3 separate regions of the Homo sapiens genome follow, and regions 1 and 3 are each linked to region 2. A link is a contact called in ENCODE Hi-C or POLR2A ChIA-PET data. All regions are on one chromosome and are shown on one strand. The core of a region is the stretch at or near the end of the contact, and the rest is flanking DNA. Distances in the headings are between cores, read along the strand shown.

The links. A loop is a pair of places that touch in the nucleus more often than their neighbours do. ChIA-PET counts read pairs that join two places held with the same protein, here RNA polymerase II (POLR2A). Pooled maps may share reads with other maps.
Region 1: a pooled map shows a loop between it and region 2 (2.4-fold over the local background). The contact joins two enhancer-like sites. A Hi-C loop is called at or near these places in 1 of 37 single-sample maps with no recorded cell type and 2 of 50 pooled maps. POLR2A ChIA-PET finds 5 or more read pairs at or near these places in 2 of 52 experiments (activated CD4-positive, alpha-beta T cell and activated naive CD4-positive, alpha-beta T cell).
Region 3: a pooled map shows a loop between it and region 2 (4-fold over the local background). The contact joins two enhancer-like sites. A Hi-C loop is called at or near these places in 2 of 168 maps with a recorded cell type or tissue (CD8-positive, alpha-beta T cell and naive thymus-derived CD4-positive, alpha-beta T cell), 4 of 37 single-sample maps with no recorded cell type and 8 of 50 pooled maps. POLR2A ChIA-PET finds 5 or more read pairs at or near these places in 2 of 52 experiments (activated T-cell and activated naive CD4-positive, alpha-beta T cell).

Annotation. Positions count from the first base shown.
Region 1 is chr13:99,150,303-99,153,002 of GRCh38, forward strand. No RefSeq gene overlaps it. Among named protein-coding and RNA genes, the nearest start is that of UBAC2-AS1, 49 kb to the right of the region's middle. RefSeq lists silencers at 1,299-1,348, 1,359-1,428, an enhancer at 1,735-1,904 and a cis regulatory region at 1,820. Within about 2 kb of position 1,374, at least 4 of the 41 ENCODE cell types and tissues checked have a DNase peak (open chromatin) inside an H3K27ac peak, as active enhancers do.
Region 2 is chr13:98,852,622-98,855,337 of GRCh38, forward strand. It overlaps DOCK9 (dedicator of cytokinesis 9), which reads right to left. Exons shown (of 53, transcript NM_001366683.2): 35 at 787-901. Among named protein-coding and RNA genes, the nearest start is that of DOCK9-AS1, 22 kb to the left of the region's middle. RefSeq lists an enhancer at 1,188-1,497. Within about 2 kb of position 1,337, at least 4 of the 41 ENCODE cell types and tissues checked have a DNase peak (open chromatin) inside an H3K27ac peak, as active enhancers do.
Region 3 is chr13:99,123,682-99,126,381 of GRCh38, forward strand. No RefSeq gene overlaps it. Among named protein-coding and RNA genes, the nearest start is that of DOCK9-DT, 38 kb to the left of the region's middle. RefSeq lists an enhancer at 1,388-1,487. Within about 2 kb of position 1,435, at least 2 of the 41 ENCODE cell types and tissues checked have a DNase peak (open chromatin) inside an H3K27ac peak, as active enhancers do.

The sequences.
Region 1 (2,700 bases), core at 124-2,623, 300 kb after region 2:
TTTAATAATTGTTGTTGATTTTGCTATTGTCTTTTTTGTCTGGTAGACATTTTTAATTCTTTTTTTCTTCTTTGGTTAAATGTATTAGTAAGCCAGGAGATCATTGCAGTTCTTTAGGTGGGAGAGTGAGTTGGCTTGGGCTGGAGTGAGGCTGGTGTGTACAGAGAGAAATGGTAGGTTTGAGAATATAGGTATTGTGTTCCTGGAACCAACAAGCTTAGCTGATGTATTAAATATGGCGGTACGGAGAGGGGGGCAGATGAGGTGGGAGAAAGAGAGATTGACTCTGAGGCTTCAGGGCTGAGTAACCATGTGGACAATGATACAACTGACAGATGGGCAAGACTTTAGGAAGAGCCAGTCTCCAACCTGTTTTGGAAACCTGCTTCCACATGCCTGGTTTCATGACACCATACACGTTCGGGTCTTGTCCATTCATTGTCGACTGAGGTTCTTTCCATCAAAGTGAGATGTTGAGTCAGACTATGCATTGAGAGTGTCTGAAACCATCATTACTATGTTGCATATATTCCTAAGTAATGACTTAGAGATCAAGAGCGCTGACATAATGCCTGCCATGTTGTGGCCTCACCCTGTGTCTGCTTTTGATCTCTTCTGGGGACTTCAGCACACCATGCAATAAATGGGGACACACTGACCCACCTCTGTGTCTGGGCCTGAATTAAATAAATTTGTTTAGATTTCCCTGAGCTCACAAGTATTTGATGAATCAAGTACATTTAGCAACCTGGCCTGGCAAGCCAGTAACAAACAAAAACAGACTCGTCTGTGCATGCCCTCAGGGCCATGGTCTGTGAGCACCGTGGGGGAAGGCAGAGGAGAGGGTTGATTTTTTTAAGAGGCTTTGAAAATATAAAATTCCACATGGATGATTAATACTTCTATGCAGCATAATGGGTGTTGGCAACCAATGTGAAGAAATTCTTGTTGAAAGAGAAAAGACGATGTTATGGAATAATCTCCTCTGGGAACTAAAGCCACTTACAAGGAAATATTTGAAAGTCTATTTTAATTCCTATCTTATTCATGTCTTCCTTTGACAGTAAGTGAAGTGCATAGCACTATGGGACATGTCTAAAATCAGCTGCTAACTATTCATTTGGCTCAACTGCTGAGGCCAATGATCAATTCCTTGTGCTATATTGTATTGCCTGGAACCTAGTTGTGCTCATGTGTATTGTATTGTATTGTATTGTATTGTATTGTATTGTATTGTATTGTATTGTATTGTATTGTATTGATCTATTTGCTTATTTCTGTAGAGCTGGAGTCTTACCACTTTGCCCAAGCTTGTCTCAAACTCCTGGGCTCAAGCAATCCTCCCACCTCAGCCTCTGAAAGTTCTGAGGTTACAGGCATGAGTCACTGCACCGGGCCATGTCTATTTTATTCTTGACACATGGCCATATTTGCAGTGAGATTAAGTATGGGAGTAGCCATGTGACTCAGCAGAGTGAGGAGACCAGAGCAGCAAGACCTACCCAAGGTGGACAGAGCAAGTGGTCCCCTGCAGGTGCAGCGTTGTCTTGGTGGCTTCTAAGACTTTCTTTCCCTGGGCTGAACGGTCACATCACTGGCATTATTCTCCGGCATGACAGTGTTATATCTTGATGGCTACTGTTCAAATGCTTTCTTTTAAACTAGAAGTTAAAAAGACCTGTTAAATCACAATATCCACATAAATGGACTGGCTAGAGTTGACTCACCTTACCAAACAGGTGTATAGGACTCTAAAGGGGCCCAGGAGACATATAGAACCGCTAACTGCCAGTTCCAGGTGGGGAATTCTAGCCAGCAAAGTGGGAAGTGCACAGGGCCTCGCCAGACTCAAGGGCCCCAAGGAGAGGGCCCATGACTACTTTGTCCATCCAGATACCCTTGCCAGTTAAAGCCATATGTGGAACACACCAGTGGCCATTCTTGAAGCCTTTGTTGATGAAGGAACATGTGAACTGGCTACAGGGAGGGGAATCAGGCTCCATAAAGAGGCAGGGATGCAAGGGGCTGCTTGACATCAGCTCCCCTATCCCAAATCTTCCCTGAGACCCAGCTCAGGCACAGTGATAGCTCCTGAGAAGATGAAAACAAACAAAAAGACATATTCTGCAAACAATTTTTTGTTTAATTTTTTAAAATTTAAAACATCAGGAAAAAATCATGTGCAAGAAAAAAACTATTATAACAGTCTTAAAAAAATTTTTTTTTACTTTCAGAGATAAGATATATACACACAGCAATACACACCAATCTCAACTGAACAGCTCTATGAAAATTATTTCAAGTGACTCTGCATGCTTTCTTACTTGCTTCCTAAACTTTATAAAATTTCAAGTGAAACACTTGACTTGCTTTGTCCAAGAGAATGTGCTGGAAGTGACACTCTGGGACTTCTGAGGACAGGTCACAATATGCCTTGCAGCTTCTGCCTGGGAATCTTGGATCCCTTGCCCTTGGAATGCTCCCTCTGTGAGCCCAGATATCAGGCTGTGAAAGCTGCAAGGTGAGGTTGAGTGGGAGTGCTGTGAGGCACAGACCCAGCGGAGCTTCCAGCCAATAGCCAACTTCAATGCACATCATGAGAGTGAGCACCCATGGGTATTCAGCCCCGCCAAGTCTTCAGAGGACTGAAGCCCCAGTTGACATTTCATTGCGACTGCATGACAGACCCCAAGGGAGAAC
Region 2 (2,716 bases), core at 87-2,586:
CTAATTCAATCACCTTAATGAAGTTCACAGCACACCTTTTAATTCGTTGTAGGAAAAATAAGATTTTTGCCCAGGATAAGAACTGCGACATTGTTTACTGGGATTGTTTATATTACATAGCCAGATACACAGATGAGCTAACAGAGTTGAAACTGTCCTGTCACACACATTTGCAAGCCTTATACGGTCCAGATAGAGCATTCATAGTTCTGCTCATTCTTATTTTAAAATGTGGTTGTCAAACCCTTAAACAGAAACATAATCTACTATGATACTACCATTTCCATTAGAAAACTAAAATAACATATCTCCCACTTTGAGCCAGGAATATACACACTCTAAATGGAAGGAATGCTTAGGTCCCCCCACAACATATATTCTAATTCCAGAGACTAACACAGTTATTTAAGTTGACAGTAAGTTTGTCTGGACGAATAAAAATTTTTTTTAAAGCCAAAAGCTATTTTATTTATGTGCTTCTATCTCCTTTAGTTAAGATGGCAGGTCCCAGTTTAATATAAATTTAAGAAATAGGCCCATTCACATTTTGGAACTCATTTTCTAGAATAAAATAATTAAGGAAATGATTTTCCCACAATAAGGTTCTTATTTCTAAGAACCTTAGTCAATGAATTGCATTTTAACAATTACATTTAGTCAATGAATATGCATTTTAAACAAGAAAATCCTTTGAAATCTTTGTATCATTTCAACTTATTACAAGTTAAAACCAAACAAACCAAGTGCTGAAACGAGCAAAACAGAAATCTCCATTTTTTAACCTACCATCAGACATGCTCTTTAAGATGTAGAGGAAACACATCAGTAGGCTCTTAATCTCAGACTGGTCAAGTTTATCACAGCGAACCACGGAATTTCCCAATGTGCTACTTTGTTGGTGCTAAAAAGAAAATACAGGTGATTTTTCTATTTAATTACGGGAGGAAAACGTGTTTCCCTTTTCTCCCTTGGAAGAGAAAGACTCTTAGAATCAAGTCAGATCATACACATTGGAAGGTGCAAGTAACTTGCTGACAATTAAACCACAGGCACCCTTTCGCCCAAATATAACACACTCAGATGCTGCCCATGGAAGCCCTAGCTTGTCTCCTCAGCACGCTCTCCTGAGGGACAAGCAGAAGGCACAGACCTTTCTCACTGGATAAACACAGCTTTAGCTATGCCAAGTAAAACCTTCTGAGATGCCAAGTATATTGAAACCTCATGCAAGAAAGTATGTGTGCTAGGATCAAGAACAGAAACCATGACTCAGAAGACACTGCACAACCAACCACCTCCTGAGGACAACAGCCGTGGCTGAAACAGCAAGTGCCTGTGGTGCTGCTGTGACCAAAGCACCCCAGAACCTGGAGCCCAGGCGCCATCACCCAGGGTGCATTATGGGGCGTGCTGTGGGCACTGCTCAGGGAACACAATAGGCAGGTGCCCAACCGGGACAAACAGGGACACGTCAGCACAGCATGGCCAGAGGTCCTAAACTGATGAGGTCACTCCCTCATCAGCTTAGCTCAACACTGCAAACGTCAGAAAGCTTGGGGCAAACAAGAGGGCAATTTTGCCACTAGGCAGCAGGTTCTTGTGGAAAAAAAGCAGAACAAGAATCTCATCATGTGATTGCAAACACAGGAGATTTAAAAACTCTCCCAGTTGAATTTCCAATTGAAATAAAAAAAATTTTTTTACCAAATATCAAAGCAAAAACAATAGTGGAAAAAAGATGTTTTATTCAAGGTGCTGGTGGCCAATTGAAAAAAAAATTATGCGTGTGTGTGTGTGTGTATATATATACATATATATATCAGGCTTAATAAAATATGTGAATATTTTCATTTACAAAAAAATACAGGGGAAATTAGTGGCAAAACTGGTATGGATGCACCCTCTGGCCTGCCCACTTGATCAGAGCCACTGGAGAACTTAGTACTTCCGGCAGTGGGAGGGAAGGTGTTGCATTCAATGTCTCCTCTGGCAAAGGTGGAATCATTAGAAGGGAAAAATCCACAGTGACCCGGTTTTTCCTGGCTGACTGGCAGCTCTCCTCCTCCTCTTCAGCACTGCGTATGACACAAGCAGAGTGCCTTCGGAGCAGCTTCTCCCTCTATACATGAAGGCATGTTGGGGTCAAGGGAAAAGTTCAATACGTCATGACACACCCAAACTGAGCTGCTCGCACCTCAACAGAACTGCATTTAATGGTAACCATGTCAATGCCAGCCATGGGATGCGTGACAAGATTATAAACCTGATGCTGAGGAAGGATGTCTTCCGGGTGTTTTTGGAGAACTAGGGATAAATCCCTAAATGGCTCAGCTGTTTATTGGGATGGGCACTTGCCTGTAACTTGAAGTAACTTAGAAAATCTGTGCCCAAAGTGATACCAATCTACCATGGCTCCAGGTTTAAACCCACACTTTATCCTTTCCTACAAAGTTCCAAATGGTCTGAGCACTTAGTAGTTTCAAGAAAAAAGGCTAAGTATGAGGAGGAAGTGTTGTGTTGTGGGTGCGTGCTGTGTGAATAAAGTGATTTCTTACCCCTGAATCACCTATATGATCAATTATTCTCTGGAGCTGGCTTCAGACCTAACACCCTTGTGGGTGGAGAGCTGTGTTGATGATGGTGTCTCTGGTATAAAGACTACAGGGAATTGGCCAGGTGTAGTGGCTCACGCCTGTAATCCCAGCACTTTGGGAGG
Region 3 (2,700 bases), core at 185-2,684, 270 kb after region 2:
CTCTGGGGTTAGCCTGCCTTGCTGGCTCTCCTGCCAGGCTCCCTACACTCATTTTCAACTAGTTCTCCCCAGGGAAGGAGGAAGAGCTGGCAGCTCTGCCCAGATCACCTGCTTCCTTCCAACCCTTTTGCCCAAGGTTCGACTCTGTACCAGGGTTTCCCATTTCCCTGGGGAGAGCCAGACAGCTGTGGAAAGCTGGTATTTCCATGTCATTCCTGAAAACCTCATGTGGCAACTGATGACTAGTCATGGCCTGATGTCATCTAGAGCCATTTTTCTTCTCTCTGCTCATCTGCACGCTCAGTTAACTCAGGTTTTGTACATCTTCGTTCAAACTCATCACCTCCATTGCTCCAGGGCTTTCCCCTTGGATTCCACTGGATTCAAGGAGCAAATGTCCCCGTTTGCTCCTTCAGATCAAAAGTAGGGAGAAGAGCTTAATTCTCTGTCTTCCTGAATGTAGCAGATGGTATCAGTGGCCCCACCTCCCACTGGCATTCACTTCTACTTATAGCTGACCCCTGAAAATCTCCACTCAAAGCCTTTTTTTTTCTGACCTTGAAAACACACTGTGCCCATGCATGGAGAAGCCAGACATGCTGGAAATTTCATTCCCCTGAAAGCAGCCTGAACCCATGACAGATGGAGAATTGGTGGATTAATACCCCAGATCCCTGGCCCCTTGGTTGGATGAATTCTGAGTCTTGGTTTTCAGAATTCTCTAGTGGGATCGAGCTCTATCTGCCCATGGTGGTAATTTGCTTGATAATGTGCATCCTTTATTGGCTTTCTTGTCTTCTCTGTCTCATGTCCACTATTTCCAGTGTTTTCCGGGACCCTTTCTCAAATTCCTGGCACTTGAATTCTTATCTCAGGGTCTGCCATTGTGTGAGGCTCAGCACAATGCCTAGCTAGCACATAGTAGGCACTCAATTAATTCATCCTTGACAGGTCATTGATCAATATTGCAGATGGGATTTCTGCCTTGGGAGAGAGGTGACACTATATGACCGTGAAGGATTCTTGCAGGTGCAAAAGTCTTCCCACGTAGAAATCAATGTCTTTCCAACTAGGAGACCTAGAAAAGGAGCTGTGAGGTGGAAACATATGAAAAAAAAATTTTCTCCCCTCTGTGCCAACGTGCTTTCATATGTGAAGGAGGAAGCGAGGCTCACAGGTTGGTTATGAAATCATTCAATTTCAATTTCTTGAGCCAGCATATCGCCTTTTATGGACACTGCAGCCCAGGGTAATGTGCAGGGAGTGATTTTCCATCACGTTCTATATAGTTCACAGCAGAACCAAAAATAAGATGTTCAAACCCTAGAGTATTATATTATGAATAAATACGGTCAAATCATATACCAAATACAATTATGATTACTCCATGACCAGAACTCTCGTAACACTCCTTTATGGTTGGTTGACACTGCATTCATATTTCTGTGTCTCAAGTGAGGAAATGAGTCACCAAAACGGTAAAAAAAAAAAGGCGCTGAAAACTGTCTGGCTGCTGTCTGAAGAGAGCTGGAAGAAAATGTTCCTGACCTCCCCCACCATATGCCCGGGCTGATGGGGGCTTCACCACAGTCCCAGACTCTCAAATCTTTCTGACATATTTTCATAAGAGAATAAAACACTGTAGTTAACGAGCTATGTAAGTTCCATTTGTGAATTGGTGTTTGATGAAATGATACATTGTAGAGGTAAAATGGGAATGTGAAAAGCAGGGTTTTTTTTTTTTTTTGTCCTAACAACTGAGTGTTTCATATGGTTGAGCAAAATCACATTTTAATATAGTTGAGCGTATTCCAAATGAGGTCTCTGCCTCCAAGGAGCTGCCTTGCTGGGAAGTCTGTAAAGTTCACATCCTTTTAACAGAACCGGAGTTGATGGAACAGGACAGTCAGGGAGGGGTCTGCACCTGGAGTTGAGACATGCCTGTGGGTGAAAATGGTTGCTTGGAGGGAGGAGACCCCCACACAGGCAGCGGATCACCTGCAGAGAGGACCGTGCCTGGCAGAGGACTGGGTGGTGCCCAGCACTTTGGAAGTCTAGAAAATAAGTAGTATATGGGTGTAGCGCAGACTGAGGCCTGGCAGCAGGGAGCAAGTAATGTGTGATGATCCAAACAGACAAGCACTAAAAACTAAAAGTAGGCCGGGCACAGTGGCTCACGCCTGTAATCTCAGCACTTTGGGAGGCCAAGGCAGGCAGATCACGAGGTCAACAGATCGAGACCATCCTGGCCAACATGGTGAAACCCTGTCTCTACTAAAAATACAAAAATTAACTGGGCATGGTGGTGCACGCCTGTAGTCCCAGCTACTCGGGAGGCTGAGGCAGGAGAATCACTTGAACCTGGGAGGCGGAGGTTGCAGTGAGCCGAGATCGCGCCATTGCACTCCAGCCTGGCGACAGAGCGAGACTGTCTCAAAACAAAAAACAAAACAAAAAAGAAAAACTAAAAGTAGATCTACCATTAAAGAACTAAAAGGAGAACTACCATTTGATCCAGCAATCCCACTACCAGGAATCTACCCAAAGGAATATAAGTCATTATGTGAAAAAGACATATGCACACACATGTTTATAGCAGCACAATTTCCAATTGCAAAGATATGGAACCAACCTAAGTGTCCACCAACAAGTAAGAAAAAGAAAATGTGCTATATATACACCACGGAATACTACTCAGCC